2 separate regions of the Homo sapiens genome follow, and region 1 is linked to region 2. The links are chromatin loops, found by intact Hi-C in ENCODE. Cell type or tissue: PC-9. All regions are shown on one strand. Links, peaks and the distances in the headings refer to the core of each region. The heading gives the core; the rest is flanking DNA.

Region 1 (16,479 bases), core at 26-8,025, 51 kb after region 2:
GACTCAGACAGGGCCAGTCCCGAGCGAAGGTACGGAATAGGTGAGTGAACCTTGGGAACTCCGGACCCTGTTATCTACCCTCAATCACCTGCCACAGGGAAGCAGGGACCCCAGCGTCTTTCTCATATCCCCTTTTAAGGAAATGCTCTGCTTTTGATTTTGTGCATTTTATTTAAGTTTCTTTGTTTCAACTTTCCTGGAGAAATGAAAAATTTGGCACTCCTCTAATCCCAGCGCTTTGGGAGGATGAGAAGGAGTGGGATCCCTTGAGCCCAGGAGTTTGAGACAAGCCTGGGCGACATAGTGAGACACCATCTCTACAAAAACCAAAAAAATCAGCCAGGCGTGGTAGCCCATGCCTGTAGTCTAATCTACTCGGGAGGCTGAGGTGGGAGGATCACTTGAGGCCAGGAGGCCAAGGCTGCATTGAGCCATGATTGTGCTACTGAACTCTAGCCTGAATCACAGAACAAGACCCTGTGTCAAAAGAGAGAAAGAAAAAGAGAAAGAAAAGAAAGAAACGGTCAGGTGCAGTGGCTCATGCCTGTAATCTTAGCACTTTGGGAGGCTGAGGCGGGTGGGTCATCTGAGGTCAGGTGTTTGAGACCAGCCTGGCCAGCATGGTGAAACCCAGTCTCTAGTAAAAATACAAAAATTAGCTGGGTCTGGTGGCGCACGCCTGTAATCCCAAATACTTGAGAAGCTGAGGCAGGAGAATCGCTTGAACCTGGGAGGTGGAGGTTGCAGTGAGTGGAGATCGCGCTATTGCATTCCAGCCTGGATGACAGAGGGAGACTCCGTCTCAAAGAAAAAAAAAAAAAAGAGAGAGAGAGAGGGAAAGGAAGGAAGGAAGGAAGGAAGGAAGACTTGAACCCTATTAGAAAAATGTGGAGCGTCAGCAGTAGGGAGGGATGACTAGATTTGGGCAGAGTACCAAAAGTTCAAAATTTATGCCATGTAAGCTACATGTATTCCTAAGAATAAGAATACTCCCAAGTCCTGACGGCTGCCTGGGGCAGTGAGGGCTGGAGACGAAGAGGACTCATCTCTTCTTTGTACTTATACCTGACTCAGTGTTGCCCTCAGTCCAACTAGATCACACCCACACCCCTCATGACTCCTCCCCTAAGCCTGCCCCCATACCACCTTGAATCTTCCCTGCCTCCAAGCCTACCACGTTAGCCCCAGATCTGACCCAGAAGCTGTCTCATGCTTTTTTTTTCCTTTTTTGAGATGGAGCACCTGGCCAGCTGTCTCATTTTAAATCATATACCAAGCATGACCTGAGTGTAATCTCTAACATGAATCACAGCTTCTGCCTCATTGGTTTGCCAGAACCGCAGGCACAAATGGATGAGAGGAGACACCTATGAACATGGAGCCAGAATACCCCAATTGCTGAAACACCAGTTCAGAGAGGAGTGAGCTTGAGAAAGAGTCAGGTTTAGTGTCCCACGGAAAGAGACCAGACCTGGAAAAGACAGAGTCAAAGCTGGGTGAGCAGGCCTTCGAAGGGCGTGGCTCAGCAAAGATAATCCATATTGTAGTGCAAGAGGATTCTTGTGGAATATGTTTTACCAGAATTAAACCAAAAATGCCAAATGATCCCTAACTGGAATAAATCTCACCACATTACCTGGGGAGAGGTGTCATTTGGATGTGAGGATAGTTATGAAAATACTGAGCAGAGCAGATGAGGATAGGCCATCAACAATTCACATTAAATGAGATTACTTTTTAGTAGGACTAAGCCAAAGCATTTCCACTAAGCACCCAGAGACCAGCCCTAAAGACTCAAGAATAAGAGAAAATGATGTAACTGCAGATGGAAGGACCACTGAGGACCACATCACTGCAGACCCAGGGACCACCGAGGACTCTGTCACTGCAGACCCAGGGACCACTGAGGACAATGTGACTGTGGACCCAGGGACCACCGAGGGCTCTGTCACTGCAGACCCAGCGACCACCAAGGACTATGTGTCTGCAGACCCAGGGACCACCAAGGATTCTGTCACTGCAGACCCAGGGACCACTCACTGAGAACTTTGTCACTGCAGACCCAGGGACCACCAAGGACTCCATCACTGCAGACCCAAGGACCACAGAGGACTCCGTCACTGCAGACCCAGGGACCACCAAACACTCCATCACTGTAGACCCAGGGACCACTGAGGACTCTGTCACTGCAGACCCAGGGACCACCAAACACTCCATCACTGCAGACCCAGGGACCACCGAGGACTCCGTCACTGCAGACCCAGGGACCACAGAAGATGAAACCACTAAACATGGTGACACTCACCTTCTGTGAACTACTTCAGTCACAGCAGTGAAACCCACCAGGCTCCTGACACCCATGGGAATTATCCTCATATCCCTGGCTGCAACCACAGTCACTGTTGTGCTCTTTGTTGGATTGGGCTTCATTGTGGTGAGTATTTGGTCTGGGAATATTCAGGGCATCAGGGGAACGAGGCCAACTGAGGATAAGCGGTGGGCATGGAGAGCTGAGGTACAGAGGCCCAAGAAATCGTCAGGCGTGAGGAAGCCTACATAGAGAGAGCTCTGCAAAGACTCCTGGAAAGACAGAGGTGGAGAGAAAGGAAAAGAGCACCTGGCACAAAAGATGCAGAAAGCATTGGGGACAGAGGAAGCTGTGAGAGACAGGAAGGAGAGAAAGGGAAGAGAGGCTGAGAGTGAGAAACATAAGAACACAAACATGGTAAGACACAGCGGGAGTCAGGGCAAAGCATGAACCGTTAGGTACAGATGGATGTAAAAGAGGAAATTTTCCTAAGAAGACAAGGAACTGGGGACCAGAGGAGTGGATGAATTAGAAACATTCTGGGTGGTCCACTCATATCAGAAATTACATATTCTTGTGTTAATTACTACCTACTCTGAAGTTCTGAAGAAGATTTTTTTAAAACCAAAATTGAGTGGGTTTTTATGAGCCACCACTACCCTGCACCAAAGAGACAGTTTGTACCAGCTCTCAAAGAGGAGCTCTGGGTATTTTTCTGTCTCTGAGGGTCCCTGTTGTTTCTACAAGAGGAGACAAAAGAATTCCATGCCAGCCCTGCATGTTTCATCTCACCAAACTCCCAGCTGGAATCATCCCAAAAGCAGCAGCAGGGAAATTCCCACAGGGAGTGGCCCAAACCCTCCAGAGATGGGGCCAATTGGGATTCCAAAGAAAGAAGCCCAGATGTCAGGGTGATCAATTCAAAGCATTTATTAGGGGAACTTACAGAGGACTGCAGCAATCCTCCCTGCCGACAGGGAGGGAAAAGGGATGTTCTGCCTAAGCATGTCTGTAGCAAGGGGGTCAGGGTATGGAGTTTATATGAGGGTTTAGGGAATTTGACTCAGGGCTGGAGCCAGTTTCTTTCAACGTTTTGGGCAACAACCTAGATACCTTTATTAGTGCCTGGGAGTGTTCAAGGCCCTGGTTTGCGTTCAAGCCTGCTGGGGAAAACCTGCAGCTGGCTGGGTCACAGAACGGTCAAGGCAATCTGTGATTTTTGGTCAGTCTGATCAGAAAGAAAAGGAGGTGATCTGGGGGACCCCACATTGTGGCTTCCTCTCGCTAACATTTGATCTAAAACCCAAGCCTCCTGCTTCTGGCCTGCTGCTTGAGGGGGAAGGGCTGGTCCTTTTTGGCCATCCTGACCTACGGATTAAGTGCATGTCGAAATTTTAACAAGTGGCGGCTTGCAGGATTAGCCAACTCGGGCAGGTCATTAAAGCCTCGTTAATTCTTGCGGTCATTGATGCCATTGTGCACTGACCCCTGCTCCAAGATGCAAATCCACAGCTTTGGATCAGTTTGTAAGTGTGAGTAAAGCCGAAAGTAATGCATGATACAGATGAGGTGTTCACATTTAATTCTGCTAAAATGACACCATGAAACTAGAGCATTCTGAAGGATGCTGACAAGAGGAAAATGGAATGAAAGCGTCCATATGTACCTGACTCATGCATGAGTCATGTTCAGTATTCACCAGTAGAGGGAGGACCTTCTGGACTTCGCTGTTACCATAAACAATTGGATTTCTGATCATGTGGATCACCATGAAAAGTTGGACACTCTTGCTCTAGAACAAAAGATGCTTTCCTTCCTCCAAACCAGGCATTGGCCCAGAGAGGTCACTAGCATTAGCACCTTCTTAATTTCATGTAGAGACTAAAAACAAGAGATGGCTCAAAAGGCTCAGGGTGTGGGAAGTAAGAGGAAAGTCTATGCTCCCAAACTTGCTAAATTTTTGACTTTTAAACCTTTAACTCGAAAAGTTTTAAAAATAAGAACTATATTACCATTCCTCCCAAGTTTCATTTGTCAAAATGCTTTTTTCTTTAAACTTTAATGGTTTAAGTTTTTTTTAAGTTGTTTTAAAAAAAACAAAAAAGGTTTAAGTTTTTTTTGGCAGGGTGCGGTGGCTCACGCCTGTAATCCCAGCACTTTGGGAGGCCGAGGTGGGTGGATCACGAGGTCAGGACTTTAAGGCCAGCCTGGCCAATATGGTGAAACCCCATCTCTACTAAAACTACAAAAAAGTTAGCCAGCCATAGTGGTGGGCACCTGTAATCCCAGCTACTTGAGAGACTGAGGCAGAGAATTGCTTGAACCCGGGAGGCAGAGGTTGCAGTGAGCTGAGATCGTGCCATTGCACTCCAGCGTGGGCAACAGAGCGAGACTCCATCTAAAAAAAAAAAAAAACAAAAGGCTTTTTTTTCCCCCTAAATGTCGTCCACATTTTTGGCAAGTATTGATCTCTAGTAGTCAGTGTCAGGATCTGAAGAAAACAGTGACATCTAGCAGACTCCCAGAGCCAGGGAAACAGGCTGGGCAGAAGTGATAAATTACAAACCACCAGGGTTAAGAGAAGAACAGAGTGTTAAAACCAAACCATTTTCTTCCTCCCTAGAAAGAGTGTTTCCTGCCTCCATTAAATCCATCCACCAGGGTTATTTATCATCCCCATGTCATGGACTACAGTACACCATAAAGAGGACCCCAGCAGTGACTACAGTTGGTTCTAGAAAAAGGAGACCCCTCATCCGCCTCTGCAAGACTATACAGCATGATGTGTATCCTCAGGCCTCCACTCCTCCGCCCTAGTCTGGAGCCCTGGGACCACCACATGAGGAAGGCAGCTGGCCCCTGGAATAAGCATGTGGAGGACACTCAGAAGGATGCCCATCTGCTCTGAGTGTCTCCTAATTCTGCCTGACCTTGGTTACTTCCTCTGGACAATCGCCTTTACCTATCTACCAGGTTTTGAGGAATTACACACAGCTCAGGTATAAGAGATATTCGGTAAGTCTGATCAAATCAATAAAGCAAATTTTATCTGTTTTTGTCTGGGACATATCTCTACATTCATTCATTTAACCAAAAAAAAAAAAAATGTTTTTTTTGAGACGAAGTTTTGCTCTTTTGCCCCGGCTGGAGTGAAGTGGCGCGATCTCAGCTCACTGCAACCTCTGCCCCCCAGGTTCAAGTGATTCTCCTGCCTCAGCCTCCCTAGTAGCTGGGATTACAGGCGCATGCCACCACGCCTGGCTAATTTTTGTATTTATAGTAGAGACAAGGGTTTCACCATGTTGGCCAGGCTGGTCCCGAACTCTTGACCTCAGGTGATCCACCCGCCTTGGCCTCCCAAAGTGCTAGGATTACAGGCATGAGCCACCGCACCTGGCCTTAACAAAATATTTATTCAGTGCCTAGCATGAGCTCAACACTCTACGTCTCCCAGTCTGTCTATCTCAGTCTACCTGTAAGCTGAAGGATACAACTTATCTCTTAAGAGGACTATGCCCGCGTTCTCCTACCACCCAGGCCAAAGGGTCACATTTACAGGATGTAGTCAACTGGTCATTCAGCAAGTATGTATGAGCACCTGTGTGGGACTGGCCACCGTAGCAAATAAATGAGTCTCATCTTAGTCAATCGCGGTGTGAAATGAGGACACGAAGTCCAGACCTAACCTCTAAGAGAAAAGCCCTGCCTGATAGAAGAAGAGATTTGTCCTTACTTAATGCAAATGCACCATATTCATGCACCTATGAATGATGGCTAAGACCACAGACAAGGCCGGGGCATTGGATATAACAGCTCTGTGAGGAGCTCAGGACAAAAACCAAAGAATCAAAGATATGTGAAGACAGTTGATTATTGTTTGCTCACTACTGATGCCACTATGAGCAGCATCACCACCAGTGTTAAATAATGGAATTGTAGTATTATGATACAGAGTCGGAAACACGGAATAATAAATTAAAATACTAAAGTGAAAAAATTGGATTGATTAAATAAATATTAAACCAATATTTCTCAGACTTATGTGATAAACACCTTTAAAGGAAAAGATACATATATATTTTTGAGACAGAGTCTCATTCTGTTGCCCAGGTTGGAGTCCAGTGGTGCGATCTTGGCTCACTGCAACCTCCACTTCCTGGGTTCAAGCGATTCTCCTTCCTCAGCCTCCGAGTAGCTGGGATTACAGGCGTGCACCACCATGCCTGGCTAATTTTTGTATTTTTAGTAGAGATGGAGTTTCACCATGTTGCCCAGGCTGGTCTTGAACTCCTGACCTCAGGTGATCCACCCGCCTTGGCCTCCCAAAGTGCTGGGATTACAGTGTGGGCCACCGTGCCTGGCTGGAAAAGAGATTTTTTGAGAACTCGCCATGTTGGCTTAAACGTAAATATATATGAAACAGAAAATGAAGTATAAACTCCTTATGCTTATAGCTCTACTGTTCCAATAACGTTAGAAGTAACAGCAGTAGTTTAATGTAATGCATGATATTTCTTTACTGAAGAATTCTTCGCTCCAACATTAATATTGTAGTGATTGCTACAGCCTAGTTTCTCAAATCTCATTTGCCACTTGATGTTTTCCTTCTTTCATGGATCGTCTCTGTACAAGCTCTCTCAAGACCTTCAGTCTCTCAGTCAGCTGCGGGATTATTGGGCCCTTAATGCAAATGCACCGTTTAAATTTTAAGACAGTTCTCGTTCTACTCTTGTTAGGCTGTGCAATTGTAAAGACTAATCATTTCTATTAGCTTTATGTTGGTTTTATATTGGTCATCAATAGAATCCAGGAAATGCTTATATTATGGGGATTTTCAAGATTATTACCTGAAGGAAAACGTGACAGAAACAGCTCTAGTCTCCCCTTCCCTTACACTTGGAGAACCTGAGTTTTGGGGGTGATGGTAATGTGCCCAGCTGAAGAAAACCATTTCCCAAATCCCCAATTTCCCGGTCCCCCTTGCAGCCAGTGCAGTGAGGAGATACAGCTCTGGCCAATGTGATAAAGGCATAAGTTCCTGGGGATGGTGTCCCTTCCAGATGAAAAGGCCAAAGCTCATGAGGAGAAAGCCCTTTGCCCCTTCCCCTTCGTTCCTCTTCCTACCTGGAATGCAGATATGAGACCTGGGGCTCAGCAATGCTGAGGTCAGGGGGAGACCCACAGCAGGGTGAAGGCTTCAAGCTGAGAGTGGAGCAGAGGGAAGAAATCACTTGGGTGCCCGATGGCAATACTGAGCCCTGGGCTGCTCCTCTCGGACATTTCGTATATGAGATGAGCAGTGTGCCGGAGCTCAGTGAGGTGAGCTTCTTGTGATTCCAGCTAAATGGGATCCTAAATGATATGACACATAAACATCATCTAGAACATGCAGACTTCTGCGAATATCTCCATGACACATTTGGGAAGACACAGTGCTCAGGATTTTAAGAATGTGGGAGCTACACATAGTGGGGAATGGGAGAATAATAAAATGATCTCCCTCTTCTGCCCCCATGGAGGCAGCAAGTGGCCAAGGGAGAATTTTGTGATTAGAGATACTTGCATGAATATCAGTTTATTGCAGGAAAAAAGAGTGACAGAAGAGTCTCTTGGTTAATATACAGGCAGGAAAAGTCCAATGTGTTTCTATAAAATCTTCCTCCTGAAGTTCAGGCTGGGGTTTGGGGCTGGGCATTTGTCAAAGGGTATTGGCAAGCACAAGGAATTCCAGAATCTGCCTTGGTCTTCAAGGGGGCAGAACTTTTGGTCTCGGTACAAGCTAGGTTTGTGCAATAAACAAAGGAATTGCTAGAGCTACAAATTCTAGCTGAGAAGTCTGTGTGCTTGAGTTTCTGCACCTCAAGGACAACTTAGAGCAATTGAAGAGACCATGAAATCTCTGTAAATGGCATAGAAACTTTAGCATGCAAAAGCATGCATGCAAAAACGCTAGCATATCAAAAGCTTTTCTTTTCTTTCAATCAAGTTAATTTCTGGCCAGGCAGGATGACACACCTGTAATCGCAGCACTTTGGCAGACCGAGGTAGGAAGATCACTTGAGCTCAGAAGATCTACACCAGCCTGGGCAACATGGTGAGACCTTGTCTCTACTAAAAATAAAAAAAAAATTAGCCGAGTGTGGTGGCACATGCCTGTAGGCTCAGATACTTGGGAGGCTAAGGCAAGAGGCTCGCTTGAGCCCAGGAGGTGGAGGCTGCAGTGAGCCATGACTGTGCCACTGTACTCCAGCCCGGGCGACAGAGCAAGATCCTGTCTCAAAAAAAAAAGAAAAAAAGAAAGAAAGAAAGAAAAAGGCTGGGCACAGTGGCTCACGCTTGTAATCCCAACACTTTGGGAGGCTGAGGCAGGAGGATTGCTTGAGGCCTGGAGTTCAAGACCAGCCTGGGCAACATAGTGAGACCTCGTCTCTACAAAAAAATTAAAAATTAGCTGGGTATGGTAGTGTATGCCTGTAGTCCCAGCTACTTGGGAGGCTGAGGTGAGAGGATTGCTTGAGCCCAGGAGGTCGAGGCAGCAGTGAGCTGTGATCATGTCACTGCCCTCCATCTTGGGCAACAGAGAGAGACCTTGTCTCGAAGAGAAAAATAAAAGAAAGAAAATGTTAATTTCTGCTCCTGTCAGATTAGAGGGAAATTCAATCTCAGTCTTTTTGCTGCTCTCCAAAGATCCCAGAGTTGTACATAGGATTGAAGCATAAGGAACATCCTTAAAGTCAGTAGCAACTGGCCTGTACTAATTATTCCCAGGATACGCATATCCCTTTGTGGCAGCAGTTCTGCCAGAGGCACAGGGGCTTTACCCAGTCAGTCTCCTTCAACTTGCCACGTAGCTTTCTCCAGAATAAGTCCACCCCCTCAGGGTGCTACCGTGAAGGAGAGTATGGTTTTGGCATTTGAGAGCCCAGAGAGATATACATGAAGATCTGGTCTCTGGAGAGTATTGAAGGTAGAAAAGACAAGGAGAAGATGCTGCAGAACACCCATAAGGGAAGAAAAAAAAAATGAAGCCTCAATGAATAAGGGAAATACCTTTCTAACCACTCCTGGGACCTGAACTACAAGATTTGGTAGTTGACTCTCAAACCATAATATACTCATACTCAGATGACACTTATAAGTTGTCGCACATATCTGTGCATTCCATGCCTTTGGTAAATGCATACAGTTAATCATACAGCTAATCCTCCTTTTCTCTTTATGAAGTCCAGTGTTTAAAGGACCTCTTCAGGTGTCATCAAGGAGTCATACCAGGTCCAGCTGAACCCAACTTGCACAAGTCCAGATTGAGGACACCAGGCAAGTAAGCACACCCCTCTAGATTGTGCCTGAACAGGATTTATGCCTTTTGGGGAGTGTCACCTCTCATTAAAACGTCTGCGAATGCACACTCTGGTCCAGTCCCCTGTCTTTCTAAACAAGAATGTTTGGTGAAGCAACAGTGATTCAACACTCTCCCTTAGCGAGGTATTGTTTGACACCTTAGAAAACACGTAGTTATTTTTCAGATCTATTCAGGACCTTTCTTGTGATTCATCTAAAACAAACCCCTCTCTTCAGTCTCTACAGATTACCATATTTATTTTCTTTATGGAGCTGACGACAATCTGAACTTATGCTTATTTACGTGTTAACTTATTTGTTTTATGTCTGTCTCCTTCCACTAGAATGTCAGTTCCTTGAGAATAGGGGTTTTGAGGACAATATATGAGATAGATTAGATATTTAATAATCATATGCTTCATTGAGCCTCTGATGCACATCTTCCCCATTGGATCGTAATCTAAAATTGAGATGTCGGATGGGCGTAGTGGCTCACACCTGTAAACCCAGCACTTTGGGAGGCTGAGGCAGGTGGATCACTTGACGTCAGGAGTTGGAGACCAGCCTGGCCAACATAGTGAAACCCCGTCTCTACTAAAAATACAAAAATTAGCTGGGCGCTGGTGGCACACACCTGTAGTCCCAGCTACTCAGGAGGCTGAGGCAAGAGAATCACTTGAACCTGGGAGGTGGAGGTTGCAGTGAGCCGAGATTGCACCACTGCACTCCAGCCTGGGTGACAGAGTGAGATGCTGTCTTAAAAAAATAATAATAAAAATAAAATGGAGATGTCCACTGGCTGCAGTGGTTCAGGCCTGTAATCCCAGGACTTTTGGAGGACAAGGTGGGAGGATTGCCCAGAGCTAGGAGTTAGAGACCTGCCTGGGCAACATCGCAAGACACTGCCTAAAAAAAAAAACCAAGAAACGTTTAAAAATGGAAAAGTGTCTTACACTTGATAGCACATCATGAACCAGTCAGTAGCACTCTTTCTTCCTTAGTGGGGCATAAGTAATGCTGCATCTTGCATTCAACGTCATCTTAGATGGGATGAAATACACATTTTGGAATAAACGAATAAATGTATGCTTTCTTTTGGTGCTATTTCTTCTGTTTTGGTCTTATTTGTAAACACAAGGAAATTAGGATTCCTTTTTTTTTTTTTTTGAGACAGAGTCTCACTCTGTCACCCAGGCTGGATTGCAATGGTGTGGTCTCAGCTCACTGCAACCTCCGCCTCCCAGGCTCAAGCAATTCTCCTGCCTCAGCCTCCTGAGTAGCTGGGACTATAGGCGCGTGCCACCACACCCGGCTAATTTTTGTATTTTTAGTAGAGACAGGGTTTCACTATGATGGCCAGGCTGATCTCGAACTCCTGACCTTGTGATCCACCCACCTTGGCCTCCCAGAGTGCTGGGATTACAGGTATGAGCCACTGCACCTGGCCTAGGATTCCTTTAGTAACTGTCTAGTATGGTGCTGGGAATTCTTTTGGGAACAGAGGCAGCCAACCAACAGAAGTGAATGACATAGTTCTTACCCTCAAGGACAAGAAAACCAGCAATTACAGTGCAACATGCTAAGTGCTACAATAAAGGAATGCTTTCGGGCAGAGTCCAGAGAAGGGATCTCATTCAGCCTGTGCAGATCCTGGAAAGCTTCCCAAGGGATAGGGTAACTGACCGGAGACTTGTGACATATTTGTGGGGCACTTTGAGCTGCTGTCACATATGTGGATTCTTTTGATCTTCACATCACCTCTGTGAGGTAGGAGAACCATCCTGTCTTAGAAATGCAAAGACTGAAGTTCAGAGAAGTTAAATAAATTGTCCCCAAACCTCCTTAACGGTAAGTGGCAGGGAGGGGTGGGGGGTGAGGGAGTTAAACTCAGGTTTCCTGGCTCCAGGATTACTCACTTTTTATCTCATTTGGACTGAATCTCAAGTGATGAACTGTTCTGCACTGTCTCTACAAAAATCACTCACAGGTATGAACACTTTTATCCTTCAGTCTTCTCTTCTTTAGGCTTGCAATGGCAGGCTCTCGGATCTTTCCTCCAATCTGTATTGGGTTTTGAGCCAAGCAAGAAAAACCAGACACAGTCCCTATTCTTGAGGAGCCCCCAGTCTGAAAACAAGTCGTGGATACACAGAAAAAACATTCTTGTGTGTGTGATGGATGGTAGGGAACGTGTCATCAATTGTGACATTTATGGCATTTATTTGCCTTTACTAGTGAGTTCTGCTTTTTAAGATGTTTGCGACTTCTCAGGCCTCACCCTCAAAAGAATTTGAAAATTGAACACAAGCAGAGATGTTTTGTTTTCAACTCAGGACCTCACCCAGAGTTTTTTAGGCAGCAACCCTGAACCAAGTTGGCCTCGAGGTATTCGTGAGTTTCCATACCCAGAAGACTTTTTCAGCTTCTACCTTCTACCCATGAAAGGAGGTGGCATGGATGTTTCCTTTTTCTTTTTCTTTTTTTTTTTTTTTAGTATTTATTGATCATTCTTGGGTGTTTCTCGGAGAGGGGGATTTGGCAGGGTCATAGGACAATAGTGGAGGGAAGGTCAGCAGATAAACAAGTGAACAAGGGTCTCTGGTTTTCCTAGGCAGAGGACCCCGCGGCCTTCCGCAGTGTTTGTGTCCCTGGGTACTTGAGATTAGGGAGTGGTGATGACTCTTAACGAGCATGCTGCCTTCAAGCATCTGTTTAACAAAGCACATGGTGCACCGCCCTTAATCCATTTAACCCTGAGTGGACACAGCACATGTTTCAGAGAGCACGGGGTTGGGGGTAAGGTTATAGATTAACAGCATCCCAAGGCAGAAGAATTTTTCTTAGTACAGAACAAAATGGAGTCTCCCCTGTCTACTTCCCTCTACACAGACACAGCAACAATCTGATTTCTCTATCTTTTCCCCACATTTCCCCCTTTCTATTCGACAAAACCGCCATCGTCATCATGGCCGGTTCTCAATGAGCTGTTGGGTTCACCTCCCAGACGGGGTGGCTGCCGGGCAGAGGGGCTCCTCACTTCCCAGTCGGGGCTGCCGGGCGGAGGTGCCCCTCACCTCCCGGACAGGGCGGCTGGCCGGGCGGGGGCTGCCCCCCCACCTCCCTCCCTGACGGGGCGGCTGCCGGGCGGAGATGCTCCTCACTTCCCAGACGGGGCGGCTGCCGGGCGGAGGGGCTCTTCACTTCTCAGACGGGGCGGCCGGGCAGAGACGCTCCTCACCTCCCAGACGGGGTCGCGGCTGGGCAGAGGCGCTCCTCACATCCCAGACGTGGCGGCGGGGCAGAGGCGCTCCCCACATCTCAGACGATGGGCGGCCCGGCAGAGATGCTCCTCACTTCCTAGATGGGATGGCGGCCGGGAAGAGGCGCTCCTCACTTCCCAGACTGGGCGGCCAGGCAGAGGGGCTCCTCACATCCCAGACAATGGGCGGCCAGGCAGAGACGCTCCTCACTTCCCAGACGGGGTGGCAGCCGGGCAGAGGCTGCAATCTCGGCACTTTGGGAGGCCAAGGCAGGCAGCTGGAAGGTGGAGGTTGTAGCCAGCCGAGATCACGCCACTGCACTCCAGCCTGGGCAACATTGAGCACTGAGTGATTGAGACTCCGTCTGCAATCCCAGCACCTCGGGAGGCCGAGGCTGGCAGATCACTCGCGGTTAGGAGCTGGAGACCAGCCCGGCCAACACAGCGAAACCCCGTCTCCACCAAAAAAATAGGAAAACCAATCAGGCGTGGCGGCGCGCGCCTGCAATCCTAGGCACTGGGCAGGCTGAGACAGGAGAATCAGGCAGGGAGGTTGCAGTGAGCTGAGATGGTGGCAGTACAGTCCAGCTTCGGCTCGGCATCAGAGGGAGACCGTGGAGAGAGAGGGAGAGGGAGAGGGAGAGGGAGACAGTGGGGAAAGGGAGAGGGAGACCGTGGGGAGAGGGAGGGGGAGAGGGAGACCGCGGGGAGAGGGAGAGGGAGAGGGAGGGGGAGAGGGAGACCGTGGGGAGAGGGAGAGGGAGGGGGAGAGGGAGACCGTGGGGAGAGGGAGAGGGAGAGGGAGGAGAGGGAGAGGGAGGGGAGGGAGAGGGAGGAGAGGGAGGAGAGGGAGAGGGAGGAGAGGGAGAGGGAGGAGAGGGAGAGGGGGAGGGGGAGGAGAGGGAGGGGGAGGGGGAGGGAGAGGGAGAGGGAGGAGACTGGATGTTTCCTTTGATCATCTATCACATCTTTGCAGAGGACATATAAGCCTGTGCATGGCTATGAGAACACAGTGGAGAGCCATGTAAATAGCTTTTGCCTTCAAGGTGCCTGGCAGAAGCGAATGAATATTGCTGTCATGTACATGCAAACGTTGTGAAATGCTTCAATGTTCCACATCTTCTTTGGAGACCTTTAAGAAATTCATGGAACTTTCAGCAGTGATATTTACCACCAACAATGTAATCAAATGGGGCAGCAAGCAAAATGAGCTACTACTAATGCACCATGGAGCAGAGGAATTTTCTCTTGCGCTAACACCACAACAGACCCATTCTTTCATTTGGATTAGTATTCACTACTTGTGCTTAGTTGCTTGCAGTGGATACCCAATTTGTGAAGTGAGCTGAGGTATAATGCAGTATTGTATACTGGAACACAGGGGCTGCAAAAGCAGAACTCACTAACAAAGTCAAATGCCATGAACGTCACAATTGATGAAAACTGGCCATTTGAAAAATCTAGATATGATAAAATTGTTAAATTGATGAGGATGAAGATTGGATTATAGTATATATTCAGCATGCAAAAACAGATAATCAGGGGAAATGCAGTGACAGTCAAAGCAACTATGGAAACAATATCCATGGCAACAAATGGCCTGGTCGGAAGAGAGGCCCAAAGACTGCCTGTGTCTTCCTGATGAAATGTCTGGTAGCCCCCTAGTGGCAATGACCGGGTAGTGGCCCTCTGCGAGATGGGCGCCTCTCTGGAGATTGAGCGCCACTTCTGAGGGCCTGGAGAAGTTGACTTGTTTTGCATCCCACGGGGTCACCCCCACCTCCCCCTTTCCTTGCACTCACTGACATGAGACACAACGTATGTCCACAAACAACTGCTGCTCCTCATTGCATCTAAAGCTCCGTTGCCGGAAAACATACCATTATTTCATGCAGCACTAAGAGGAAAACACAGCGGGTTAAACTATGACACGCCATTGATTGTAAGACGCATCCCTATTCAAGAGATGATAAATGGGAAAATAAATATATGTCTTACAACCTATAAAATATAAATGACTTTCGGCATTTATATTATATTACAGGGTGAGGTGGCTCACACCTGTAATCCCAGCACTTTGGGAGGCCGAGGCGAGTGGTTTGCTTGAGCTCAGGAGTTGGAGACCAGCTCGGATAACATAGCAAGACTCTGTATTTAAAAAATATATATATATATATGTATATATATACACACACACATATATATAAATGACTTTCAGTGATTCATTTAACATTTTCAGATACTTGTTCCCTCACAAACTAAACAACTAAACCATTAATTAATTAATTCACTCATTCTACTCACATTTATTAAGTGTGGATTATTGGACAAGCACACTGACGTCAACACTGAGGATACAGCAGTGAGCTGGTGTCCTGTCTTTAGGGGGCTTTTGTTACAGTGACTTGGTTTCTGATTATCTTTGTCACACTGAATCTGTGAGTCAGTGAGTCCGTGACCCTAAGTGAGTTTCAGAGTGAAAACAGACACCAGATAAGAAGCCAGAAAACCTGGGTTCTAGTCTAGTTCTTCCCCTTAATAGTTTATTTAATCTGTCTCAACCTTATTTTATCTACTTATAGTCTATCACGGTTAAATTGAGAAATAGTTATATTTTTCTCATAGCAGAGTCTTTCAAACAATACGCAATGACAATCAAAATAGCAAAGTAGCTGTGGAAACAGTGTCCATGGCGACCAATGGTCCCATCTTTTCTTTCTTTCTTTTTTTCTTTCTTTCTTTCTTTCTTTCTTCTTCTTTTTCTTTCTTTTTCAAGGTCTCTGAGTTTCAAGTCAAGCCTAAAAAAAATTTTAAGTTTTTTTAATTTGCTGGAATGCAGTGGCATGATCATGGCTCATAGAAGCCTTAATCTCACTGGCTCAAGTAATCTTCTCACCTCAGCTTCCCAAATAGCTGGGATCATAGGCATGCACCACCATGCCCTGCTACGTTTTATTTTTATTTTTTCAATAAAGATTAGGTCTCACCATGTTGCCCAGGCTGGCCTTGAACTCCTGGACTCAAGGTATCTTCCAGCCTCAGCCTCCCAAAGTGCTGGGATTATAGGCATGAGCCACAGCACATGGACCTCATCTTTCTTTCATGTCACTAGATCAAGAAAGCTCCAGAGTTTTTCTTGTTCCCTTCAGGTGTCAAGCAATATCATTTTATGTATATAAACATCTAATTCAGAATAGTTTCACTCTTTTTTCCTATTGTCCTGCATAAAGCTTCCCCCTCCCCAGTGGACAGACTGCAATGGGCTGGCATCTGACATTTGTCTGCAGACCTCATGGTAGGAGACAGGCTGGTTTTCTGCCCTGGGAGTGGGAGTGTAGGAAAGGAGGAGGCACTGGGGACCTGTATCCCAGGTTTTCAGGGCAAGGCTGTGTAAGTATTTCCAGCAGACTAGTGTGAGGCATGCTAGGAAGCGAGCTGATGTGGAGCCGAGCTAATCCTGTCTGATGTGGCCACCTACAGGCATCAACAGGCCTCAGCAGAGAGAAGCTGAAGTGATTACTGCATTCCTATGAGCTGTGGGAGGAATAAATCGTGGAAAGAAATCCTCATT
Region 2 (16,479 bases), core at 4,581-12,580:
ACACTGTGTGCAGGAATCTTTTGGTTGGCCCCAAATGGAACTTCCTGGATATGTGGTACCAATTTATGGCCTTGGTTACCCCCTGCATGTTTAGGAAGATGTTCTTTGGATTATACACGGGCACAGACTGAATAGTTCACACACTACAAAGCCTATCAATCTCCCTCATTTGAAATCCCACTGGTTCTGATCTGTTTTTTATTGGTATGATTGTTTGGCCTCCATTTGTCTTCCTCATCCGGTTATTGAAGATATTATCTGGCATATAGAAACTCTATAAAGCCTGTAATCCCTGCACTTTGGGAGGCCAAGGCAGGTGGATCAGTTGAGGTCGGGAGTTCGAGATCAGCCTGGCCAACACGGTGTAACCCCATCTCCACAAAAAATAACAAAATTAGCTGGGCGTGGTGGCGCATGCCTGTAATCCCAGTTACTTGGGAGGCTGAGGCAGGAAAATTGCTTGAACCTGGGAGGTGGAGGTTACAGTGAGCCAAGACCGTGCTACTGCACTCCTGCCCAGGTGATAGAGCGAGACTCTGACTCAAAAAATTAAAAAAACAAACTCTACAAAAAATAAAAAAAAAGAAAACTTTAAATGATAGCTGCATGGGAATCTCTCTTTTAAACATGGAAGTCACTGTCATGAGAAAGTCTGTCCTCCCAAATTACCAGGCTTTACATATACTCACGCTGCACAACGGGGCACTTGTGCAATTGGAAAAACTGCTGTGTTTATATTCCTGATGAATCAGTTAATATCGCTAAATTAATGACTGATATAAAAGCCCACATAACCAAGCTCTCAGACCCCTACTTTGAATAATTGGCTTCACAGCTGGTTTGGGTCCTGGGGCACCTGGTGGCATAAGCTGCTTCTTGGTTTAGGTGCTGTACTCGTACGTTCCTTACTGTCTTGTTTGAGCCTTTACTGCTGCTGTGTTATCTGCCTCCAGTGGAGCCAACGCACTGCTGCTAAAGCTATGCACTATCAAGGGTCCTCCCTTTAGGCCCAGGGACTATCATGGAAGAGATGAGCACGTGAAATTGTCAGGGCCAGTTTTGAGAGGTGGAGTGTAGGAATACAGCCTGTTGCACGGCAACAGGGACGCCATTTTGAAGCAAAGCTGCCATTGAGAGGTGACAGGGTGCTGGAAGTCCGCACAGCCCTTGCTCGCTCTCAGCGCCTCCTCTGCCTGGGCTCCCACTTTGGCGGCACTTGAGGAGCCCTTCAGCCCACCGCTGCACTGTGGAAGCCCCTTTCTGGGCTGGCCAAGGCCGGAGCCCACTCCCTCAGCTTGCAGGGAGGTGTGGAGGGAGAGGTGCGGAGGGAGAGGTGCGAGCGGGAACCGGGGCTGCACGCGGCGCTTGCGGGCCAGCTGGAGTTCCGGGTGGGCGTGGGCTTGGCTGGCCCTGCCGGTCCTGGGCAATGAAGGGCTTAGCACCCGGGCCAGCAGCTGCGGACGGTGTACTGGGTCCCCCAGCAGTGCCAGCCCGCCGGCGCTGCACTCGATTTCTCACCAGGCCTTAGCTGCCTTCCCGCGGGGCAGGGCTTGGGACCTGCAGCCCGCCATGCCTGAGCCTCCCACCCCCTCCATGGGCTCCTATGCGGCCCGAGCCTCCCCGACGAGTGCCACCCCCTGCTCCAGGGCGCCCAGTCCCATCGACCACCCAAGGGCTGAGGAGTGCAAGCGCACGGCGCAGGACTGGCAGGCAGCTCCACCTGCAGCCCCGGTGCGGGATCCACTGGGTGAAGCCAGCTGGGCTCCTGAGTCTGGTGGGGATGTGGAGAACCTTTATGTCTAGCTCAGGGATTGTAAATACACCAATCCGCACTCTGTATCTAGCTCAAGGTTTGTAAACACACCAATCAGCACCCTGAGTCTAGCTCAGGGTTCGTGAGTTCACCAATCGACACTCTGTATCTAGCTGCTCTGGTGGGGCCTTGAAGAACCTTCGTGTCCACACTCTGTATCTAGCTAATCTGGTGGGGACGTGGAGAACCTTTGTGTCTAGCTCAGGGATTGTAAACGCACCAATCAGCACCCTGTCAAAACAGACCACTCGGCTCTACCAATCAGCAGGATGTGGGTGGGGCCAGATAAGAGAATAAAAGCAGGCTGCCCCAGCCAGCAGTGGTAACCCGTTCTGGTCCTTTTCCTGACTGTGGAAGCTTTGTTCTTTTGCTCTTTGCAATAAATCTTGCTACTGCTCACTCTTTGGGTCCATGCTGCTTTTGTGAGCTGTAACACTCATCGTGAAGATCTGCAGCTTCATTCCTGAGCCAGCGAGACCACAAACCCACCAGAAGGAAGAAACTGTGAACACATGCGAACATCGGAAAGAACAAGCTCCAGACGCGCCACCTTAAGTGCTGTAACAGTAACCGCGAGGGTCTGCGGCTTCATTCTTGAAGTCAGTGAGACCAAGAAGCCACCAATTCTGGACACATCATGATGACCAGTGGTCCACTTTTGCATAGCAAAGTGCACTGCAGCACAGTCTTCAAACAATGCCTGCTGCATAAATAACCCTTCACAAACATGCTTCTTTAACCTCCGGAGTGGTTATGGGTTTTGGCAAGAAAGTCTGAGATGTGACCAGCTGCATATATTTTACCCTAAGACCTTGCTATAGAAAGGATGTTTTCTGGAGTGTCCATCGTCTTGCAGCTCTCCCAGACGTGGCTTCTGTTGCTTAGTCCTTGTTCAAAATTTCTTTTGGAGAAACTGGATTTGTTAGCCACTTATTTCATTCAGCCTTTGTTCCATAAAAGGGTCATACATGTAAAGTGGCTCCCAAACGCTGAAGGAGCCGAGAAACCAAAAACAAGGCAGATAGATCCAGTTTGTCAGTAAATGGTGATTTGCTGGGGAATTTACAGACAGAAGTGTAGTCTTGGGTGGCAGCAAGTCAGGTAGATCTCCACACCTGTTACCCCCAGACCCAGGGCTTACCCCGGAAAGGGTGTATACTTCCTGTAGAGACAATTAAAAGCAACCTTTCAGAACAGGCAGGAATGCTATGTGCGTCGTAGCCTGTAATTTATGCCATAATATCAAGGTTGCTTTGATCTAAAGGCAGGGGCTGGATGTGGTGGCTAATGCCTGTAATCCCAGAGCTTTGGGAGGGAGAGGAGGGAGGATTGCTTGGGGGCAGGAGTTTGAGACCAGTCTGGGAAACAAAACAACACCTCATCTCTACAAAAAAGAAAACCAAAATTAGTTGGGAGTGGTAGCATGTGCCTGTGGTCCCAGCTACTTGGGAGGCTGAGGCAGGAGGATCACTACAGCCCAGGAGTTAGAGGCTGCAGTGGGCTGAGATTGCACCACTGAACTCCAGCCTAGGTGACAGAGCAAGACCCTGTCTCTAAAAACAAAACAACAAACAAAAAACGAAGACAGGATTTACAGTAAGTACATGTCCTTACCAAGAACAGTAAATAAAGTAGGAATGAGGCCCATGTGACTCATGGGACCTGGGTTAATCAGAAGTCAACATGGCAGATTAGCATCCAAGATGGAGTCACTTTGTCTCCACAGCCTCTCAGCTCCCTCAGTCTTTGGGGGAAGGTTTGCATGCCCCTGCTCACTGAGGAACAGAGAGGCCACGCTGAGCCATATGCAGGCAATCATCATCATCTGCTCACTTAAAGGGATCCAGAAACCAGAAGGGAAAGACAAGTTGAACACCCTGAAAAGGTGCCTCCCACTGATAGGAACTGTGGAAACCCTTATGTGGAAAAGCATGAAAAGAAATAAGATCAGGCAAGGGTGTCCAGCTAGATCATTTTTTAAAAAAATAGTAAAACATGTATTTTCAAATTTTAATAGACAAATTGAAAGAGGCTGGCCATTATAGAGAATTATGCTAGTAATCCGGAAGAGCAAGCGCGAAAAATAACTCAAACAGACACAATTATACAGGAATAAAAATCACCCGGCAAATATAATACATTTGGAGGATAGATCCAGGAAGACTAACGTGCAAGTAATAAGGCTCAAAACAGAGAAAAAGAGACGAAATGGAAGAGAAGAATTAGAAGGGAAAAAAGAAGAGCTGGAATAGAGAAAAAAGATTTGAGTCTGTCTATGAAAAGCTTCACCAAGTACAACTCTGTAAATATACTAAAAAACACTGGTTTATTTATTTATTTATTTTAGACGGAGTCTTGCTCTGTCGCCCAGGCTGGAGTGCAGTGGCGTGATCTCAGCTCACTGCAACCTCCACCTTCCAGGTTCAAGTGATTCTCCTGCTTCAGCCTCCCGAGTAGCTGGGATTACAGGTGCGTGCCACCACACCCAGCTAATTTGTGTGTGTGTGTGTATTTTTAGTAGAGATGGGGTTTCACAATGTTGGCCAGGCTGGTCTCGAACTCCTGACCTCAGGTGATCCACCCACCTTGGACTCCCAAAGTGCTGGGATTACAGGCATGAGCCACTGCACCCGGCCTAAAACCACTGGTTTATATACTTTATTTTATTCTTATTATTTTTTTAAATTTGAGATGGAATCTCACTCTGTCACCGAGGCTGGAGTGCAGTGGCGCAATCTCGGCTCACTGCAACCTCTGCTTCCTAGGTTTAAGAGATTCTCCTCCCTCAGCCTCCCAAGTAGCTGGGATTATAGGCGAGTGCCACCATGCCTGGCTAATTTTTGTATTTTTAGTAGAGATGGGGTTTCACCACTGTTGACCAGGCTAGTCTTGAACTCCTAACCTCAGGTGATCCACCCATCTCAGCCTCCCAAAGTGCTGGGATTAGAGGCATGACCCACCTTGCCCAGCCAGGTTTATATACTTTAAACAGGTGAACTATATGGTATGTAAATTATAGCTCAATACAGCTCTTAAATTTTTACCAGGCACATTATGTAAATAAAAATTTTTATTTCCTGGCCGGACATGGTGGCTCACACCTGTGATCCCAGCATTCTGGGAGGCTGAGGCAGGCAGATCACTTGAGGCCAGGAGTTTGAGACCAGCCTGGCCAACATGGCAAAACCCTGTCTCTACTAAAAATACAAAAATTAGCCATGCGCGGTGGTGCGCGCCTGTAGTCCCAGCTACTTGGAAGGCTGAGGCAGGAGAATCACTTGAACCTGGGAGGTGGACGTTGCAGTGAGCTGAGATCATGTCACTGCACTCTAGCCTGGGTGACAGAGTGAGACTCTGTCTCAAATTTTAAAAAATTATTTCCAAAAATAAACAACAAATGACTCAAATGAATGGGCATTTTGAGCTAGAGGAAGGAGAAAAGGGGGGAGTCCCTGGTGAGCAATTTACCTTGTGATTGATTCACATAGTTGTGCTGTGAGTATCTCATTACTCCCAGCAACTGGGGTGTGCAGGTAGAGTTTGGAAGCATCATTACCCAGCTTTCGTCATGGAATACACCTACTCCTGTAATGTGACAAAGCCCCAGCCCACCAAGCATGCGTGACCCAAGCAAAAGTCCAGGAAGTGGACAGGGTTAAAGGGCTGCCCATCTAGACCTGTGCCTTTGCACTGTGGATTTAGCACAATGATCTTCACGTGGCATCTGTGCCCCCACATCTTGGGCGTACATAAAGACTTCCTGAAGAGTATTATGCAGGCGTGGGTTGTTTGATGGGAACCATTTTCCAGATCTTCAACTTCCGTATGTGCTTGTGGCCTAGAACTGATCTGTCTGAGGGCACCTCTGTGGTCAGGGCTACACTTTTCTGACTCTTCTTTGATGAACATCCAACATTTCCTCTGTAGCTCCCATATTATTATTACCACATTTCCGCAGGGTGTAGAACATTTCAGGGTGTCAAATAAAGCCTTTTAGTGAAGGGATACCTCAAAAACCACCTCTAATTTAGGGATCATATACCCAGAGTAGGACTTCCTGTTTTCTCCTGCCTCATATAAATTCCTGTGAAGGGCTACGTGGAGTGTAAGGAACTGGTAATTTTGGCATGTGTTAAGGTGTTATTTACGCAGATACACTGTAGAATGAAGTAACAGGAGTAATAAAAACTTCTTTTTTTCCTTTCTTTTTTTTTTAACAATCTCTTCTCTTCCATCCACTCTTTAAAAATGCATCCCTCTTGAGGGAGTATCTCATGAGATTGGAGCAAGAGCAGAATCAGCAGAAAGAATAGAGGAGGCAGTGGCTTATTTAACCAAGGAGAAAAATCCCATGGCAGCCAACCCACCTTATCTGTCTGTCTGCCTATTTTAGAATATTCAAGATTTGTCAACAACTTGCTGGGACAAAGCAATGTGCTATGAAGCACACTTCCCTGAATTGTACACCATTTTCTGTAAGGGGAAAGAGCTTCCTGTTCACTAGTTTCTTGGTTTAGGTAACAATTGTGTATTTGGCATGATTTCAAGGAGAAAGATGTTGTAAGCTCCAACTGATTAATGTTACACCTTAAGATAAAAGACACTTAGAGAGGCCATACGGCATGTCAGCTAAGAGCACAGATTGTGGAGCTCGAATTTCTGGTTTCAAATCCAATTTCATTGTGACTTTCCACAAATTCCTTAATTCTTCTGGGTCTCAGTTTCCATATTTGTAAACATGAGAGTGAAAATAGTACCCACTTCATGGGGTTATTGTGAAGGCTTAGAATAGTCCTGCATTTCGTAAGCGCTCTGTAAGTTGTGTTATTTTTAAAATGTTAGGTAAGTGGGCCAAGCGAGGTGGCTCATGCCTGTAATTTCAGCACTTTGGGAGGCGGAGGCGGGTGGATCACCTGAGGTCAGGCTTTTGAGACTAGCCTGACCAACATGGTGAAACCCCATCTCTACTAAAAATACAAAAACTAGCTGGCGTGGTGGCAGGCACCTGTAGTCCCAGCTACGTGGGAAGCTGAGGCAAGAGAATAGCTTGAACCTGGGAAGTGGAGGTTGCAGTGAGCCGAGATTGCACCACTGCACTCCAGCCTGGTCGACAGAGCGAGACTCCGTCTCAAAAAAATGAAAAATAAAAAATGTTAGGTAAGTTAATGATTCATATTTTCTTGAAAATATGGAAAGACGTATCATAAGAGAAGCATTTTTGCTTAATTCACCAAAAAGTTACTGGGGGCTATAAATTGAACACAGAGTCTTACAAGGCACAGGAAATTTTTTAGACGTTTATAAACATATCTTTTGATGCAGAGGAGTATGACAGGGTGATCAATAAAAGCTTTTCAAGCAAAAAATTATTACAGACCATATGACATCCCAGAAAAGACAAAACTATAAAGGCAGTCAAGAGTCAATGGTTGCCAGGGGTTACGAGGGTGGGGTGATGAATAGGTGGAGCACAGAGGATTCTTAGGGCGTGAAACTACTGTATATGATACTACAATGGTGGATGCCTGTCATTGTACATTTGTCAAAACCCATAGAATATACAAGAGTAAACCCTGACGTCAACGAGGTGGGGAGGTTGTGCTTGCGTAGGGGCAGGGAGTCTATGGGACCTCTGTACTTACCACTTAATTTTGCTGTGAACCCAAAACTGCTCTAAGAGATAAGGTTTATTAATTAGACATACTGTGATATATGTATAGCAGTAGAATATTTATGTTACTGGTATTTAATATGATATATGGAGAGAGACCAGTAGAATAATATGGGGAAAGTAAAATGGAACTATAAGTTCGTAGAGCAGGAGGAACCATTTAAAAACCTAGACTATTGAGGAAGAGCTTGCTTATATGTTATTCAAAAGGATAATGGAAGCTAGGTGCAGTGGCTCACGTCTGTAATCCCAGCACTTGGGGAGGCTGAGGCGGGAGGATTGCTTGAGCCCAAGAGTTCAACACCAGCCTGAGCAATATAGTGAGACCCCCCACATCTCTTAAAGTAAAATAAAATTTAAAAAAAGGATAATGATGAGTATTGAGATGCTGCTAGTGTTTAGAGTCTACTGGAAACATTTTAAAGAGTAGTAAAAACTTTTATTATTTCAATGTCTACATTTACAATATGGTAGAAATTACATTCTTTGCAATAATTAAATGTATGATAAAAAATTTAGATTAAACATAGACAGAGGAGGGAAAACAGCTTTTCAAAATTGTTTTTGAACGTATACACAACAGAAAATTTGAAGATGGGCACTCAAGCACATAGGACATTTCTACACAAATGGTGGCTCCAGATAGCTGAAGAAGCTTAAGCAGCTGTAGGAGAGATCTCCAAATCCAGGGACAGTGGCTGCCATCAGAGTGGTCCGTTTGTGGGAAAATGGGTCACAGACATAGACCATATCAGGCTATATTTCACAGAAAATCTTCTTCTTTTTGTTACTTTCTGATGAACTATATGCTATATGGAAGGTACCATTGAGACTCCTTGTGATGAAAATAACTCTACTTGAATTGGGGGTAAACTAAAATTAGAAGGGAAAGCAGACCCCTTGTCCAGCCAGGTTGAAGAAAATCTAAGCCGGTACAGGGTGAGGTTGAGAGAGATGGCAGCGAGAATCTGGAACACAGGCCTTTCCTAAATCAAACTTTCAGCACAGGTCATTCAAGGGCGAATTTCAAATCTATGCTATGTTTATAAATTGTGTACTCTACGTAATTGCCGGGTCCCTGGAATTCCCTACTCTGTGCGAAACTAATCTCTTACTCTCTAAAACAAACCCAAGTCCTAAGCCCACAACCCCTGTTTGCTCTTTCCTTCCTAGTCATCAGAACCCTCATGACTCAGACTCTCCAAGGAGGCATTTAAAAAAATGTTCTCGGACCAGTCAGCTCCACTCGAGCAACCTGCTCTTAACTCATTAATTTTCCCGACATGTCCCTTATGATGACTCGTCCATCTGTTTTTCAAATTCCACATAGCTGGGCCTCTGTAGCTTTGTGGTTTTATATTCCGCATACTTTCTAACAGTGACAGCTCCAGAATTTCTATGTCAGATGAAGTTGGGAACAGGCAGTCTGGTTGGAGGAAGATATTCAGGGGCCAGACTCAAAGTCCTGTTTGGACATGACAACCTCCTTTTATAATGGCGAAGAGCACAGGCTCTGCAGCTGGACTGATAGTTTAATTCCTGACTCCATCACTTACTAACTTTGTGAGTTTGGCCAAATTACTTGACTTCTCCATGGTTTAGTTTCCTTATTTGTAAAATGAAGACAATGGTAGTACTGTGTCTCAGAGTCGTTGGATGCCAATGCAGGATCCCAGTGACCAGATGGAACGAGAGGGAGCTCAGGAGAGACCAGCTTGAAGGGCCGAAGTCTTGTTCCCACATTGCCAGTAGGAGGCATAAATTCCCCCTCAGAGGACGTGCAGGAAAGAAGTGGAGGGGAGAGCCCTTGAAATGGGGGGAAAACAGTCCTGAGAGGGGCATTAAATTTCATATGGCCAAGTATTTACCCAAAAGAGACCTGAAACATTGTTTTCTTTTTCTTTCTTTTTTTTTTTTTTGAGACGGAGTCTCACTCTGTCACCCGGGCTGGAGTGCAGTGGTGCGATCTTGGCTCACTACAACCTCTGCCTCCCGGGTTCAAGCAATTCTCCTGCCTCAGCCTCCCAAGTAGCTGGGATTACAGGCACCCGCCACTACGCCCAGCTAATTTATTTTTATTTTTATTTTTATTAGAGATGGGGTTTCACCATGTTGATCAGGCTGGTCTCAAACTCCTAACCCGCCCACCTTGGCTTCCCAAAGTGTTGGGATTACAGGCGTGAGCCACCAAAATTTTTTTCTTTCTTATTGTTTTTAATTCTCCCCCCAAGCTTACTGAGGTAAAATAGACAAAAATTATATGTTTTCAGCGTGTACAATGTGTTGATTTGATGAGTATACATTGTGAAATAATTACCACTATCAAACTAATGAACACATCACCAACACATATTTACCATTTCTTTTCTGTGTGTGTTAGCAAATTTCAGATAGACAATACAATATTGTTAATTATAGTCTCCATGTGATTAAAGTTCCAGAACTCATTCTTCTTATAACTGAAAGTTTGTACCCTTGACTGTTGTTTTTAATCTTTAAATTGAGGCTTAAAATATATGCAGTAAAATGTGCAGAGTGGACACATAAGTGCTCAAGTCGTTGAATTTTATTTAATTCTTTAATGTATTTATTTTAAAGAAATAGAGACAGGGTCTTGCTATGTTGCCTAGACTGCTCTTGAACTCCTGGGCTCACACAATCCTCCCACCTCAGCCTCTCAAGGTGTTGGGATTACAGGCATGAGCCACCGCACCCGGCCAATTGTTGAATCTTAACACATGCATACACTCACCTACCCGCTTTCCAGATCAAGATGTGCCACATTCTTATCACCCCAGAAGCCTCCCCTGCCTCCTCCCCATCAGTGCCACCCTAGAGGTAGCCAGTATTTTGACTTTAATCATCATCAGTTGATTTTTCCATGTACTTGACTTTCATATAATTAGAACCATACAGTATGCCTTCCAAAAGAGACACTTTTAAAAGAAAATGAAATTTCATCACCAATATTTGGCAAGCTTATACCCGTATCCTCATTTCCAACCCCAGGCTTCCCTGCCATTGGTGGGAAAGAGAGTCTGGAAACTGAGTTGGGTGAGTTATAGCAAGCCAAACTACATTTTTCCTTGCATATCTGAATTACACGGGGTAAATTTCAATCAACTGCTAGTTGTGAGCCTAGAAATAGGGACGCAGGTGAGTCAGGGTCCCTGACCTATGCTTAAGAGCCATTGCCAAAGATTGACTCAGGGAAATGGGTAGTTCCGTGCCCCATCCTCTTCCCTACTCACTTCCGCTTGATACTAGAAGTGAGACTCACTCAGTGTCCACTTTCCCCACCCTTGGAGAGCTCACAGGGAGTGGAGTGTATCACTCACGTAGCCATGTGCTGCTCTGCAGCTGGGAAGGAGCACTCTGGAGAAAGCCGGGCGTGTGTCCTGATGCTCTTATCACCCTCCAAATCCCCAGCTTCCCCTAGATAGACTGCTATTGACCTTTACCATCCATTTGTTTCCTTTTCTTCTCTTCTTCCTTCTTTCTTCTACAAAGGCCTCCTGCTTTGAAAATGAGGCATACCCAGGGAAAACAGGTTTCAGGTCAGCTCTGGTTCAAAGGGTGGGTCCCTTCCACTCCGACAAGTTTGATCCCCTCATTCTGCCTCCCTCCCTGCCCCTCCTCATGTGTGCGCCCTCTGGTCTTGCCGACTCTGCTCTCTCCTCCGCCTTGATTCCTGTAGGGTACATCTCTCCAAACGGCCCTGCAGAAAGCACAGCGCAGAAATGCCCCTCCCTGGGGAGGGAGGACCCAAAGTTCTGGCCTCCCCTACTCAGTATCAGCTATAAATGCCACAGACACGTTTGCGAGGAAAAAAGAAGAAAAATAAGAAGCCAAACTGTGGAGCAATTTGGGGGCTCCCCCCAACCATGCCATCTGCCTACAAGGCTTACCCTGGCACTGGCTGGCCTTTGGGTCTTTTTGTGCAACTTTATTTTCTATCAAGGCCCAGGGGGTTTGCCCCTTGTCTCTCTGCCTCTTTGACCTATCCTTCCTTTGGAACCCAGGCATCTAAATGACAACTTCTATGTGCATCATTTAGAGATGAGAAGAGGAAATATCTCTCCTGCTTTCTGGTTCCTGTGGCTGCTTCTCTTTGGACTTCTGGGACCCAGTAAGTGACTTAGCAGTTAAGGAGGGAGAGGGGCATGGAGGCCACATAAGCCCTGAAGGAGATGGGGAATCCCCTGCCCAGGCATGACTCTTCTTCCAGAAACAATGATGATTCATTTTTTTTTTTTTTTTTTTGCCCATTTCTGCAAAAGCCAGTACTGATCCCAATTCCACTGACCATGATTCTGATGCTGTCTTAGAAGCAAATCTGTATTAGTCTCCCCCAGCTGTGGTTGTGAGCACATGTGGTGGGGCGGTGGGGCGGTGCTGGGGAAATGGAGGGGGGTGAGATTTTACTTTCCTTTGTATCTTGGATAAAAGTTTTTTTTTTTAACCGGAAAACTCTAGTTCCAATAGCATTCTTAATTCCAAATTAAAACCAGGATCTCAGTCTAAAGTCAAGTAAAAATCCTTCAATCCTTCTTTGTTTTTTTTCCATAGGTTATTTGGGTACAGGTGATATTTGGTTATGTAAGTGCTTTATTGGTGAATTGTGAGACTTTGGTGCACCCGTCACCAAGCAGTGTACACCGCACCCACCCTATCTGTAGTCTTTTATCTCTCGTGCCTCCCCCGTCCTTCCTCCCTAGTGCCCAAAGTCCACTGTATCATTCTCATGCGTTTGAGTCCTCACAGCTTAGCTCCCACCTATCAGTGAGAACATACGATGTTTGGTTTTCCATTCCTGAGTAACTTCACTTAGAATAATAGTCTACAGTCTCATCCAGGTCACTGCAAATGCCATTAATTCATTCCTTTTTATGGCTGAGTAGTATTCCATCGTATATATATGCCAGTTTCTTTATCCACCGTTGATTGATGGGCATTTGGGTTCCATGACTTTGCAATTGTGAATTGTGCTGCTATAAACATGTGTGTGCAAGTGTCTTTTTTGTATAATGACTTCTTTTCCTCTGGGTAGATACCCAGTAGTGGGATTACTGGATCAAATGGTAGATCTACTTTTAGTTCTTTAAGAAATCTCCACACTGTTTTCCATAGTGATTGTACTAGTTTACATTCCCACTAGCAGTGTAGAAGTGTTCCCTGATCACTGCATCTACGCCAACATCTACTGTTTTTTGATTTTTTGCTTCAACCCTTCTTCGGATGCTGCCTGATTCCAAATCCATGTATAATCCCCTGAGAACTTCCCTGGTAGAAACAAACCGGAGTTCGGCCACTGAGGGGTTGGCTCTGACATTGGATCAGCAATGGCTGTGAAAGGAAACAGCCCAGGGGAGAAGTGAATTGGGCTCCGTGTGACTCCAATGGGCTGTCTGAGATAGTACTGTTCACTCCAGTCTTTGATTTCTTACATCAACATATCTTCCCTAATTATGAGACACCAGGTTAATTGGCTCATCCATTCCATTGCCTTTACTGTAGGATGGCTCGTCAAGAAGTGGGAGGTGCGGTTGAAAGAGAAGGTATAGGTTGGATGATGTGGAGGATTTGGAGTGCTTCCCCCTTCTTCCTCAGTATGCATCTGTTTCCTGCACCCCACTCTGGATTCGCTCCCTCGCCCGCTTCAGCACTTCCCTCGGCGTTCTTTTTCTTCTCTTTCCCCTTGCCTTCACCCTGAATGCTTCAACTGTTCTCTACCTACCCATGCCTTCCAGATCTGCCCGTCGCCTGTCCTAATCCTGAACTCCAGTCCTATCTGTCTGATTTTAAACAAGAGTCCCCTTACCTCAGAAGAAACTGTCATTCATGTAGTCATTCAACAAACATTTATAGAGCTCCTCCTCTGGGCCAGGCACTGCTGCGTGCTAGGCCATGGTGAGGAATGGAGTGGGAAATGCCATGGTCTTGACCCCCATGGAACACTTGGTCTACTGTAAAACATAGACTTAAATAATATTTCCTAACAAAAGGGAGCAAGTGTGCAAGGGCTGAAAGGCCCCTCCTCTTTTCCTACCACTAGATCTATAAAGTAACCAACAGTGTCTCCTGTAGCCCCATTACAGTGGATTAGCAAGGACCAACTCCTCCATCTGAATGCTGGGCGCCGTCTCACCCTCCTGCCGTCTCAGGGGCTTTGCTCAGTGCATTTCTCCTTCCCCTCCCATCTCACTTTACCTTTCTTGGGTCCTTTCCATCAGCATCCAAACAAGCTCAGTTCTGTATGCACAAGTATCATCCAAGGAGACGATTAAAAACTTGGGTTTCCAGGCCCTGACACCCCACCAAGCAAGATCTTGATTCAGTAAGCTTGGTGGGATGGCGTGGGTTCTTCAGACAGTGTGATCCCAGAGGTCCCTGGACCAAACACTGAATGATGTCCATCCTAACGTCCCCGCATCACTCCTCAGCCACCACCTCTCCCTCCACTCTCCTCCTCACCCCCATTCTTTTTTTTTTTTTTGGAGATGGAGTGTGGCTCTGTCGCCCAGGCTAGAGTGCAGTGCTGCAATCTCGGCTCACTGCAACCTCTGCCTCCCAGGTTCAAGCGATTCTCCTGCCTCAGCCTCCTGAGTAGCTGGGACTACAGGCGCACACCGCCACGCCCAGCTAATTTTTTGTATTTTAGTAGAGACGGGGTTTCATTGTGTTGCCCAGGCTGGACTCGAACTCCTGAGCTCAGACAATCTACCCACCTTGGCCTCCCAAAGTGCTGGGATTACGGGTGTGAGCTACCGGGCCTGGCCCCTCACCCCCATTCTTGAAGGACTTCCCCACACTTGCTATGTCACTTCTCACCTCCCACTCACTTGTTTATTTTATTTTATTGTATTAGGTAATGGATGTAAGCAGTTCTGAAAAAGAAATACTTGTAGTCCTACAAGGCTTCTCATAAAACTTCAGCCCCTGATTCCCTTGCCCCAATTGCTTCTTATTCTGAGTCCTGCTTCCCAGGGTTCCTGTTGGCATTTACGTTCATACTGCATTTATCTATTTATTTAGAGACAAGATCTCACTCTGTCACCCAGGCGGGAATGCAGAGACACCATCATAGCTCACTGCAGCCTGGTACTCCCGGGCTCAAGGGATCCTCTCACCTCAGCTTTCCAAAGCACTGGGATTACAGGCGTGAGCCATTGCACCCGGCCATAAATTCTCTTACTACCATTACTTCTTTGTTGGTTGAGGTTTTTTGGGTTTTTTTTCCTGCTTTGGGCATGATTTATTGTCTTCCTTCTAATGAAAAGAAAGATTTAGGTTAGACCACTCCCCCTACACACTTACTGTCTCACATTCCCGCTCACAATTCTCCCCAAATGACTGTATCAAATTTTTGGTGTTAAACTAGCATTTAGTGTTTACATTATGATAACTATAAATTTTACCTCTAGTAACATTTATAACTGGGTCATATAATTGCATTGTGATGACATTATAATAAGTATAAATGACCTCTAGTAACATTTATAACTGGGTCATATAATTGCATTGTGATGACCATCCGTTCTTGTAATTTTTGTTTTTCTAGATATTAATAATAGCCTCATTTTTAAAATGTCCATAGTTTTCTTCATATATGTAATTAATTCATCCCAAAACCTCCACCAGAAGTATCCCTGTCTTTTCCAAACACATGAGGCAATCTATCAGTTTCACTTTTTTCCCTTGAGCAATCCCATTTGGAAGCCTCTGTCCAACCAGAGCAATCCCATTTAGAAGCCTCTGTCCAACCAGTACTGGTTGCTTGCTAGATCTCTTGTCCTGCAATCTGTATTCAGCAACATTCTGGAAATTCCCTTTTTTCCCTTGTAAATTCTTATCTTTTTTCTGGCTTTATTTTTCCATCTTGGAGCATCACTTTCTCTAGAAGCTTCCTGAGAGAGAGAGTTTATGGTGGGAAATTATTTTAAAACCTTATGCACTGTTAGGGTAATGCTAAGCTGCTGTAACAAGGAGATCCCGAAAGTGGCTTTGAAAAACAAGTTTATTTTTCTCCCTTGTACCAGTCCTAAGGTAAGTATTATAGGATGGTGGGAGCTCTGCTCCATGCAGTCATTCAGGGATCCTGGGTGAATATGGTTCTTCCGTCTTCAACATATGGTTTCCAGTGTCATCATCATTTCAGCCCAAGGAGAGGGAAGAAAAACAGTATTTTGTATTATTTTATGATACAGTCAGTCAAAGTGCAGCCACAAGAGGAGAGGCTTACAGGCCCTAGAGACAGGAGGCATGGCACTGCCATGCGGGACCACCTGAGAAAGACATCAAGGTAGTCAGGAGGCAGAAGACAGGAGTGAAGGAAAGATTTATGTCTTTCCTTTTATTGGGTTTCTGTGGGAAAGGCAAGGAAAGGCAGGGTGAACAGTTTAGGATTGGCTGGTTTGAATAATTCCTGTGTTCTTTGAGCTATATGGCTGATTACCACCTAGTTGCCTAGTACTTGACTTTGGAATGACTAAGGCAGATAAATATTGTTTCCTGGAGTATATGGGCCAGATAGAGGAGCTATGGCTCTGGAATGGTTAGTCTGCATATCAGCTCATGCTCCTGGCTGGACCCTTTGCTACTTTTAAGAATTGGCTAGCCCTGGAAGGTCCTGTCTCTCCCTAGCTAGAAAAGTTTGTTAAGATGTCAAAACATGATAATATACAGAAATTAAAAATATATATACAAGCAGAAATCAAGGAATAGGTATTTACTCTTAAAGAAATGAAGTGGAAATTAATATGTATTCCTTCCCTTCAGGGGCCTCTGACTAGGGCTTAGACATGTAGCCCTACCTAGCTACAAGAGAGGTTGACAAATGTAACTTAGCCATGTGCCCAGGAAGAAGAGAAAAATGGGCCCAGCTGTCCATAGACCTTATACATCTGAAAATGTCTTATTCCACCCTCACATTTGACTCATAGTTTAGCTGGTTATAGAATTCTAGGATGGATATGATTTTTCTCAGGATTTTAAA

The links. Hi-C counts contacts between places; a loop is a spot of excess contacts. Peaks named below come from ENCODE experiments on the same cell type or tissue, not always from the same donor. Only the 100,000 strongest peaks of a DNase experiment are listed, where the experiment ranks them.
Region 1: a loop joins it to region 2, with 2.7 times the contacts of the local background. A loop is called at or near these places in 4 of 110 quality-filtered maps.

The regions. Positions count from the first base shown.
Region 1 is chr6:31,054,477-31,070,955 of GRCh38, forward strand. It overlaps the pseudogene HCG22. Among named protein-coding and RNA genes, the nearest start is that of C6orf15, 50 kb to the right of the region's middle. RefSeq lists an enhancer at 15,606-16,479. In PC-9, for the core only: a CTCF peak has its summit at 4,008 (motif pointing right); DNase peaks (open chromatin) are centred at 3,895 and 5,875; H3K27ac peaks cover 3,854 bases.
Region 2 is chr6:30,999,164-31,015,642 of GRCh38, forward strand. MUC22 (mucin 22) reads left to right here and starts at 11,311. Exons shown (of 4, transcript NM_001395414.1): 1 at 11,311-11,613. The coding sequence starts at 11,544. In PC-9, for the core only: no CTCF peak of the experiment used is centred there; DNase peaks (open chromatin) are centred at 5,378, 6,338 and 8,728; H3K27ac peaks cover 3,849 bases.